Linked DNA regions of Homo sapiens: region 1 is linked to region 2. The links are chromatin contacts, found by Hi-C or POLR2A ChIA-PET in ENCODE. All regions are on one chromosome and are shown on one strand. The core of a region is the stretch at or near the end of the contact, and the rest is flanking DNA. Distances in the headings are between cores, read along the strand shown. Region 1 has its middle 7.1 kb from the start of TM4SF18. Region 2 overlaps WWTR1 (WW domain containing transcription regulator 1).

The links. Hi-C counts contacts between places; a loop is a spot of excess contacts on that map. ChIA-PET counts read pairs that join two places held with the same protein, here RNA polymerase II (POLR2A). Pooled maps may share reads with other maps.
Region 1: a loop to region 2 is called in a pooled map, with 2.7 times the contacts of the local background. The contact joins two enhancer-like sites. A Hi-C loop is called at or near these places in 1 of 50 pooled maps. POLR2A ChIA-PET finds 5 or more read pairs at or near these places in 4 of 52 experiments (K562, PC-9, activated T-cell and 1 more).

What each region holds. Positions count from the first base shown.
Region 1 is chr3:149,338,691-149,342,690 of GRCh38, forward strand. No RefSeq gene overlaps it. Among named protein-coding and RNA genes, the nearest start is that of TM4SF18, 7.1 kb to the left of the region's middle. RefSeq lists an enhancer at 819-2,018. Within about 2 kb of position 1,406, at least 28 of the 41 ENCODE cell types and tissues checked have a DNase peak (open chromatin) inside an H3K27ac peak, as active enhancers do; they include PC-9, where a contact is called at or near this core.
Region 2 is chr3:149,573,202-149,577,341 of GRCh38, forward strand. The region is part of intron 2 of WWTR1 (WW domain containing transcription regulator 1); the gene reads right to left. Among named protein-coding and RNA genes, the nearest start is that of WWTR1-IT1, 77 kb to the right of the region's middle. RefSeq lists enhancers at 968-1,594, 1,595-2,221, 2,222-2,848. Within about 2 kb of position 2,415, at least 24 of the 41 ENCODE cell types and tissues checked have a DNase peak (open chromatin) inside an H3K27ac peak, as active enhancers do; they include PC-9, where a contact is called at or near this core.

The DNA.
Region 1 (4,000 bases), core at 156-2,655, 240 kb before region 2:
CTAAGGTAAAGGCATTATTAACCCTATTTTGCATGTATAAAAAAAATGGATGTAAGAAGAAAACCGTCCTTTTTACTTTATTGTTATTTAAAAAACAATTTTGACTTTTATTTTAGATTCAGAAGGTACATGTGCAGGTTTTTTACATGGGTATGTTGCAGGATGCTGAAGTTTTGGACCATTAGGCCCCAAACCCATCACCCAGGTAGTGAGTATAGTACTCAATAGGTAGTTTTAAAGTCCATCCTTTCCTCCTTCTTCACTCTGGTGGTCCCCAGTGTCTATTATTGCTATCTTTATGTCCATGAGTGCCTAATACTTAGTTTCCACTTATAAGTGAGAACATGAGGCATTTGGTTTTCTGTTCCTGCATTAATTCACTTAGAATAATGGCCTCCAGATGCATCCATGTTGCCACAAACAACATGATTTCATTCCTTTTTATGGCTGCCTAGTATTCCATGGTGTATATCTACCACACTTTCTTTATCCTATCTACCACTGATGGGCACCTAGGTTGATTGTATGTCTTTGCTATTGTGAATGGTGCTGTGATAAGCATACGTGTGTCTTTTGGGTAGAACATGGATTTTTCTACAAAAGAAATTTAAAAACTTGCTCAGAAACTAGAAGTTAAGTCTGACTTTCACATTCTTTATGCTATTCCACCATGTTCACCCTTGCCTGATAACATTGTTGTGCATTACCCCTCTCTTCTTCATTGTAAATTGGTTTCAAATTTGGAGGTTCTAATTCCTTGGTAGTAGCTTCCTACAGTGCTATTTTGAAGGCACACTGGTTTCGGTGGGAGAGATATACAGATTAGCTAGATAGATTAGTGATGTCTGCAGTGGAGATGGGGTCAGAGAAGAACAACATGCATGGCTAGTATTCCCTAGTCTTTGTCCAGCCTCAAACGATGATGTCTCTACTGACGGTATCATGTCACAGGTTGTTATGAAGACTTGGTGAGGAAGTACATGATCAATTGTTATTTGGAAGATGGTTCCAGAAGAATGACAGAAGTGAATGAAGAGGATATTCCTGGCTGGAAAACTTGATAAAATTGTTGAAAAGGGAGTTGAGTAATTTATTTGTCTTTGGTTACCCTATTAGTGAAAACAGCTAATGAAGTCTCCCCAGATAACTCAACATTTTACTTAATTTCATCTCTAAGAAAACACTTTTAACCTGCCTCTGGAAAAAAATATGTTTGCTCATAAATAACATTCTTGAAGCCATTTGCCTCCGGTAAACTCTCAAATTTTTTTGCCAAAGAATTCTTACTAAATCAGGATTTTCTTGCTGGTCCTCCAGTAACTGGGAGGAGCCACTGGGATGCCGTGCTTGTTGGCTGCTTCTGGCCTTGGCTTCCTGTTCTCCACAGCAGAGGGGAGGAAATCCGCAGGATGCCTGCTACCAGGGGACAGGGTGACTCAGGAGGAAAGACTCCACCTAAAATAGTCGTGGTATGCAGTCTCTGAGTCACTTCACTTTGAAATCAGTTAATATAAGATCCTGGAATTAGCCCCACAGGTGACGGGAAGTGGGGAAGAAGGAAATATCTGAAAAAAAGTTTATCCAAAAGAGAAATTGTCCATGAATATGACTTTTTAACAGCAGAAAAGGCTAATATTCAGGGAGAAATTTCACCTTGAGAGTTTAAAGTAGATAAACTGTGATTTCTTCCATGGAGCATGGGCATAAAGCACTGGTCTGGGTCCAATTTAGGGACCCACTGGGAATGAATGTTTGCTTAAAAACACATTAGACAAGCAGCAGCAGGGCAGCTGTGTAAACAGAAGTGTGCTGTTTTGATGCAGTTTTCCTGACTGTTGTGTTTATAATCCTTTCTCTAGAATTATCTGGCCAAAATGTCCATAGTGCCAATAAATTCCAGGTTTATCTCTAACTAATGATAAACATTAAGCTCTTTCCCTACTGAGACAGGGAGAAGAGTATTCCTGTTTCTATTCAAAGTTCCCCAAAGCAGCTTTCTGTATTTGAAATGTCCTCTCAGACCATTGTTGAACCTCCCTTTACTCCCTTCTGACTGGCTCCCAGCCTCCTAGAATTAATTTATTTATTCAAGCTCTTCATAGTAGGGGAGGAAGGAACTGTATTCAGTCATTTATTCTTAAAACGTGTATTGAACATTTACATGATGACACATGATGACTGAGGCAAAGAACACCCATTCCTTCAAAATGCTCAGAGTCTAGTTGAGGAAATAAAAAAGTTAAACAACAAATTCGTAATACAAAATGTTGAATATCCAGTAGATTTAACCATAGGCTTTTTGAAAGACACAGGAACCTTGAATGGAGCTGGAGTTCAAGTGAGATTTCTTGGAAGTCTGGAGGACAAAACTGAGTCTTCAAGGTTAAGATGCAAGTATCTAGGTAAACTGAGCCTCAATCAAAGCTAAATGTTGCCAGGTGTGGTGGCTCATTCCTGTAATCTCAACACTTCAGGAGACTGAGGCAGGAGGATCACTTGAGCCCAGGAGTTAGAGACCAGCCTGAACAACATAGCAAGACCTCGTCTCTGCATAAAATTTTTTAAAAATTAGCCAGGCATGGTGGCACATGTCTGTAGTCCCAACTATTTGGGAGGCTGAGGTGAGAAGATCGCTTGAGCCTGGGAGAATGAGGCTGCAGTGAGCCGTGATTGTGCCACTGTATTTCAACCAGGGTGACAGAGTGAGATCCTGTTACAAAAAAAAAAAAGCTAGATATTCACTGGTAGATAAATGCAGTGTGAAGCTTGATTGGATATTGGTTTGGCAAAACATGGTGAGACACATTTTGGGGATGATTGGAAAAATACGAATGTATGAATGTAGACCGTATTAGACAATATTAGAAGGTTGTTATTAACTTGGATGTAATGATGGTGTTATGAAGGAGTTGCTCTAAATTTTTGGAGATGCATATGTCTTCCTCCCTGAAATGGTTTAGCAAAAGAATAAGGAGAAGGAGGAGGAAGAGGAGGAGAAGAATGGTAGATAGATAAATGAAGCAAATGTGACAAAATATTAACAATTGTTGGACTTAAATCTGAATGTTCATTGTACTAGTTTTTCCACTTTCCTGAAATTTTTGTAAAAAGTAGTTGCAAAAGAATACCCTAGTAGACACTCAGTTACATGCTCAGACTCTAGAATTGTGAGAAATAAATTTTTGTTGTTTGTAAATTAGTGGGTTTAAAATATTTCATTATAGCAACTTGAATGGAGGCAGAGGCTAATTTGGCACAAATATTATTAACTTTAAATGTGTATAACTTTAAAAACTGTAAAGGATTCTCAATAAAAAATTTGTGTTCTAGGATCACACAGAGTTAAGTTTCTCTGTGTCTATATAGGCATGGGCATGCCTGTCTCGAAGCACTTCCTTGGGATATATTTTTCATTGATTTTATATGTTCTTTAAACAATTAAAATGTATAAAAATGATTTCTTAATTCTAATCAATAAAAAATACTAGACATCCATCTTTTATAAATGAGGAACACCTATAATATGGTGGTGGCACTGAACGCGGAGATAATTTAAGAGTAGAATCTTTTCCAGGAATAATTTTTCAGATAAGATATGTTTGCACATGGGCATACAAACCTATCAAATAAGAATTCTACTGTGGAAAGAAAGGACTGGAAATCTATCTCTCCATCCATAGAAAACTGGTGAAATAGATTATGGAATTATTTATGCAATGAATTACTATACGATTGTTAAAAATGAGATAAATATATTTTTGCTGATATGCAATGATGGCTAAGTTTAAAAACAAACAAACAAACATGTGACTGGGCACAGTGGCTGACACCTGTAATCCTAGCACTTTGGGAGACCAAAGCGGGAGGATCACTTGAGTCCAAAAGTTTGAGACCAGCCTGGGCAACATAACCAGACCCTGACTCTACAAAAGATTTAAAAATTAGCTGTCCATGGTGGCACACACCTGTAGTCCCAGCTACTCAGAAGACTGAGGCAAGA
Region 2 (4,140 bases), core at 1,165-3,664:
AGCAGCTCTCTAAACACAAGCCCAAGACATCGCTGTCCAGACAGCCCTTGCATGCAGTGAGCCCCAGTGAACTTCCCCTCGGCCCGTGGAGCTTGTATTCCCCAGCACCTCAGTTGCTTCTCAGCCATCCAATCACTGGAGTGCCATAGTGTGAGCTCCTTCCTGGAAGGGGAGCCATGCTCACCTTCCCAGCCAGTACCCCATACTCTCCTGACTCATAGAATTGACATAATGAGGATCCCTTTGGCTGTCATCAAGCAAAAGATGGGCCCATGAAACCAGCTTCTGAACACCACATTAGTGAGCTCTCACAGTAGGAGTGTAAGGTATTTCAAGGTCCCCAAAGGTGACACATAAAACCCTCAAGAAGCTCACTGTCACCAAGCAAGGTGACAATAGGGTAGCTGGAAGGCAGAGTATTAGAAAATAATAGTAGGAAAGTCAACTAGTGCCAGCTTATGGAGAAACTTAGATATTGAGGCATGAAGGTTTACAAGGGAGAAGACATGATTACATGTTTGATCACATACAACTTCCAGTTTGTTACTGTGACTTAATCACAGAGAAACTAACCCAACATGAAACATGAGCTTCTGCTCAGAGTTTCCAGTACATTCTAAGAAAGGTGGACATGGCCTCCAGCTTTGCCTACCACCTTCCAAATCACATTGCAGGTCACTCCTGGTACCTTAGAGACTCTGTCCCACTCCATCAAACTCTTCCTTTAGTGAAAGTTTGTGATATATATATATATATGATGAGTAGATTCATCCCGTTCCTCTACTTTGTTTTATAAACAGTATCAGAAATCTTCCTTCTCCTCCTTCTCCTTCTTTTTTGTTTTTTCGAGACATGATCTTGCTCTGTTACCCAGGCTGGAGTACAGTGGCATAATCATGGCCCATTGCAGCCCCGACATCCTGGGCTGAAGCAATCTTCCCACCTTGGCCTACTGAGTACCTGGGACCACAGGCACCTGCGACCACACCTGGCTCATTTTTTTTAAAAAATTTTTTTTGTAGAGGTGGGTGTCTCCTTATGTTGCCCAGGCTGGTCTCGAACTCCTGAGCTCAAGTGATCCTCCCACCTCAGTCTCCCAAAGTGCTGGGATTACAGGCACAAGCCACCGCACCCAGCCCAGTATCAGAGATCTTTCCATATCCATCAAAGACAACAAACATGATAGAAGAAACTGAATGTTAGCCCTTTGTTTTGGGCCTCACAACCAGGTGGGTCTCTTCCAGTCAGGCCCCCACCATTGACCTTCCTTAGACATACAACAAAAGGAGCATGATTGTTGTTTCTGTTAAACACACCTCACTTTTGAATAACAATGGCCTCCTTTGAATCTTTAAGGTAGGAAACCACTTTTACTTTCGTTATGTTTAATCAGTCTAGAAACTTCCTTGCATTGAAGTTGTATTTGTCTTGTTTTCTTTTCAGTCTGTCTCCTCATTTTTAAATGCTTCCTCTGCTAAAATTGTTATTCAGATTTCTTAATGCAAGACTTGAAGGTATTGCCAAGGGGAACTCATCCATTGCCTTGCGTGAAAACTTGGGTCTAAAGGTCTAAGGTTTTAGAATAAATGTGATTAAAAAAAAAAAAAAAAAGGCCGGGGGCGGTGGCTCACGCCTCTAATCCCAGCACTTTGGGAGGCCGAGGCGGGTGGATCACCACAGGTCAAGAGTTCGAGACCAGCCTGGCCAACATGGTGAAACCCCAGCTCTATTAAAAATATAAAAAGTAGCCGGCATGGTGATGCACGCGTGTAACCCCAGCTACTCGGGAGGCTGAGACAGGAGAATCGCTTGAACCCGGGAGGTGGAGGTTGCAGTGAGTTGGGATCATGCCACTGCACTCCAGCCTAGGCAGCAGAGTGAGACTCCATCCCCCCCAAAAAAAAAAGATGGGGAAATACTGAAGTAAAGAGATGAAAATCATTTCCCTAAGTATAAAGTAAATAATAATAAAAACAATAGTTTTAGTTTACACTTTCAGTTTCACAATTGTAGTTCTGTTTAAAGCTTTCATAAAATCCATCAACTTCTGGGCAGGTGGAAACTCATAGCCAGCCTCAGGCTTGTCACAGGCCTTCCAAGTGAGGAACTAATTGATGAGGATGTCAAAATTAAGTAACTCCCTTTAGCAAAATAATTAGACCTAAGAAATGCTTTGATTATTCCTTCAGAACTCATTCTATTAAAGCAGCATGTTTTCCAAGGCAGACATGTGCTACATAAATAGTTTTCACTCTGGTACCAGAAGGAAAAGAATCCTTCTCTCTTTCATAAACCTTTCTTAGACTCTCTGACATCATGGATATTGATGCTGTGCTAGAACCAACATCAGCACAGGCCCCGGTGAGATGTGGAAATATACATCATTTGCTGGAAGATGTTCAAGGACACTTCCGTGGTCAGAATTTCAGCTACCAGCTCTAGGAATAATACAGGAGCTGGAATGATGCATTCCTAAATGCTCGTCCCCCACTCTCCCCTCCCGTTCTGAACAAGTGGGCTGTGGCTCCTGAATGCGGCAAGAGCAGGAACATCTAGCATAGGAAGCCCAGCATCTGAAGTGGCAGATGAGCTCATCTTGCCCCAGGAGTGCCAGCACAGCTTGCCAGCCTAAATCCCCTGGGACAGAGTGTGGGGCCTTCTGGGTGGACCTCATCCTGACAGTTCTGACCGAGCTTACCCATGGCTTGAAGTCCCAGCACTCCTGCAGTGCAGTGGGAGCCTCCACGGCCCACCCTTCAAACTCCACACCCAGCCAACACATTTAAAGGAGTTTTGTTCCCAGTGGATTTGTTAATTAAAAGTGTCACTCACAGCATTCCCCAAAGGCTGGAGTACAAGAGGGAGCCTTTCTTAAGTGAGCAGTTCTCATTGCTCCAAAACAACTCTGAGAAGAAAGCCCAAATTCCTGGCTCTGCAGACCAGTCGACCTGACATCAGCTGTAAGGCTGCGCTAACATGGTGTCAAGAGTGGCTCCCAGGCTGAATGCAACAAGTAAGAGTGAGCTATTGCTCACAAGAGGCACTTAATACAGCCTTGATGATTTCATCTGAAAACTAAATTCTCCTATTGTTCTAATCACTTAGTGCCTCAGGCTCCAGCTCCCCCTACTTCCCACCACTTCCCAAACCCAGGATACGCCATTCACTCTTTCACTCTGCTGTCTCATCTCTGCTCCCTCTCTCAATGTTACTGAGTCATTTCCTTTCTCGTATTTCACAGTGTAATCTCAGTGTTTGCCAGGACCCACAATTTAGCTAGATTAATCCCCACTTCCCCGCTACTCCCACCTCCTTCCTGGCTTCACTCCCTTGCTTAGTCTACTTCAAGAAAAACTCTCTGCTGTTTTAAAAGTATAACTTCCCTTGGAAATGCACACACATATACAAATATATTTAACCTGCCTATATATGTGTATTGTATAAATACATACACTGTACAGGTTTCATATTTGAAAATGGAACAAAAAAGGAAAAAGAAACATATCAAACTATTTATGGTGATATATGCAAATAACAGGCTCACTGGTAATTTTTTTTTTCTTATCTAAACTGCTTTGTACTTTCCAGATTTTTAGCAGTGATTATGTATTGTTTTCACAACCAGTAAAAACAAAAATACTAATGAAGGTACAAAAAGACAAAAAAGAAAATTGATGCATGAATACACAGGTCATAAGGTATAAGCAGCACTTTGGGAGGCCGAGGTGGGCAGATCACCTGAGGTTGGGAGTTCGAGACCAGCCTGACCAACATGGAGAAGCCCTGTCTCTACTAAAAATACAAAATTAGCCGGCTGTGGTGGCACATGCCTGTAATCCCAGCTACTCAGGAGGCTGAGGCAGGAGAATTGCTTGAACCCAGGAGGCGGAGATTGTGGTGAGCCGAGATCGCACCATTGCACTCCAGCCTGGGCAACAAGAGAGAAACTCAGTCTCAAAGAACAAACAAACAAACAAACAAAAAGAGTTCCTGAAGATAAACTACACTTTTGGCTCCTATCTTCGTGTGGCTCAAATCAGGGGACAAATGGAATCAATCACCTGATCCCATGCTGTTTATAAAGAAAAAGAATAGCAGTTCCTACGGGGAAGAAAAGCTTTTCTTGACAGTAAACATTTT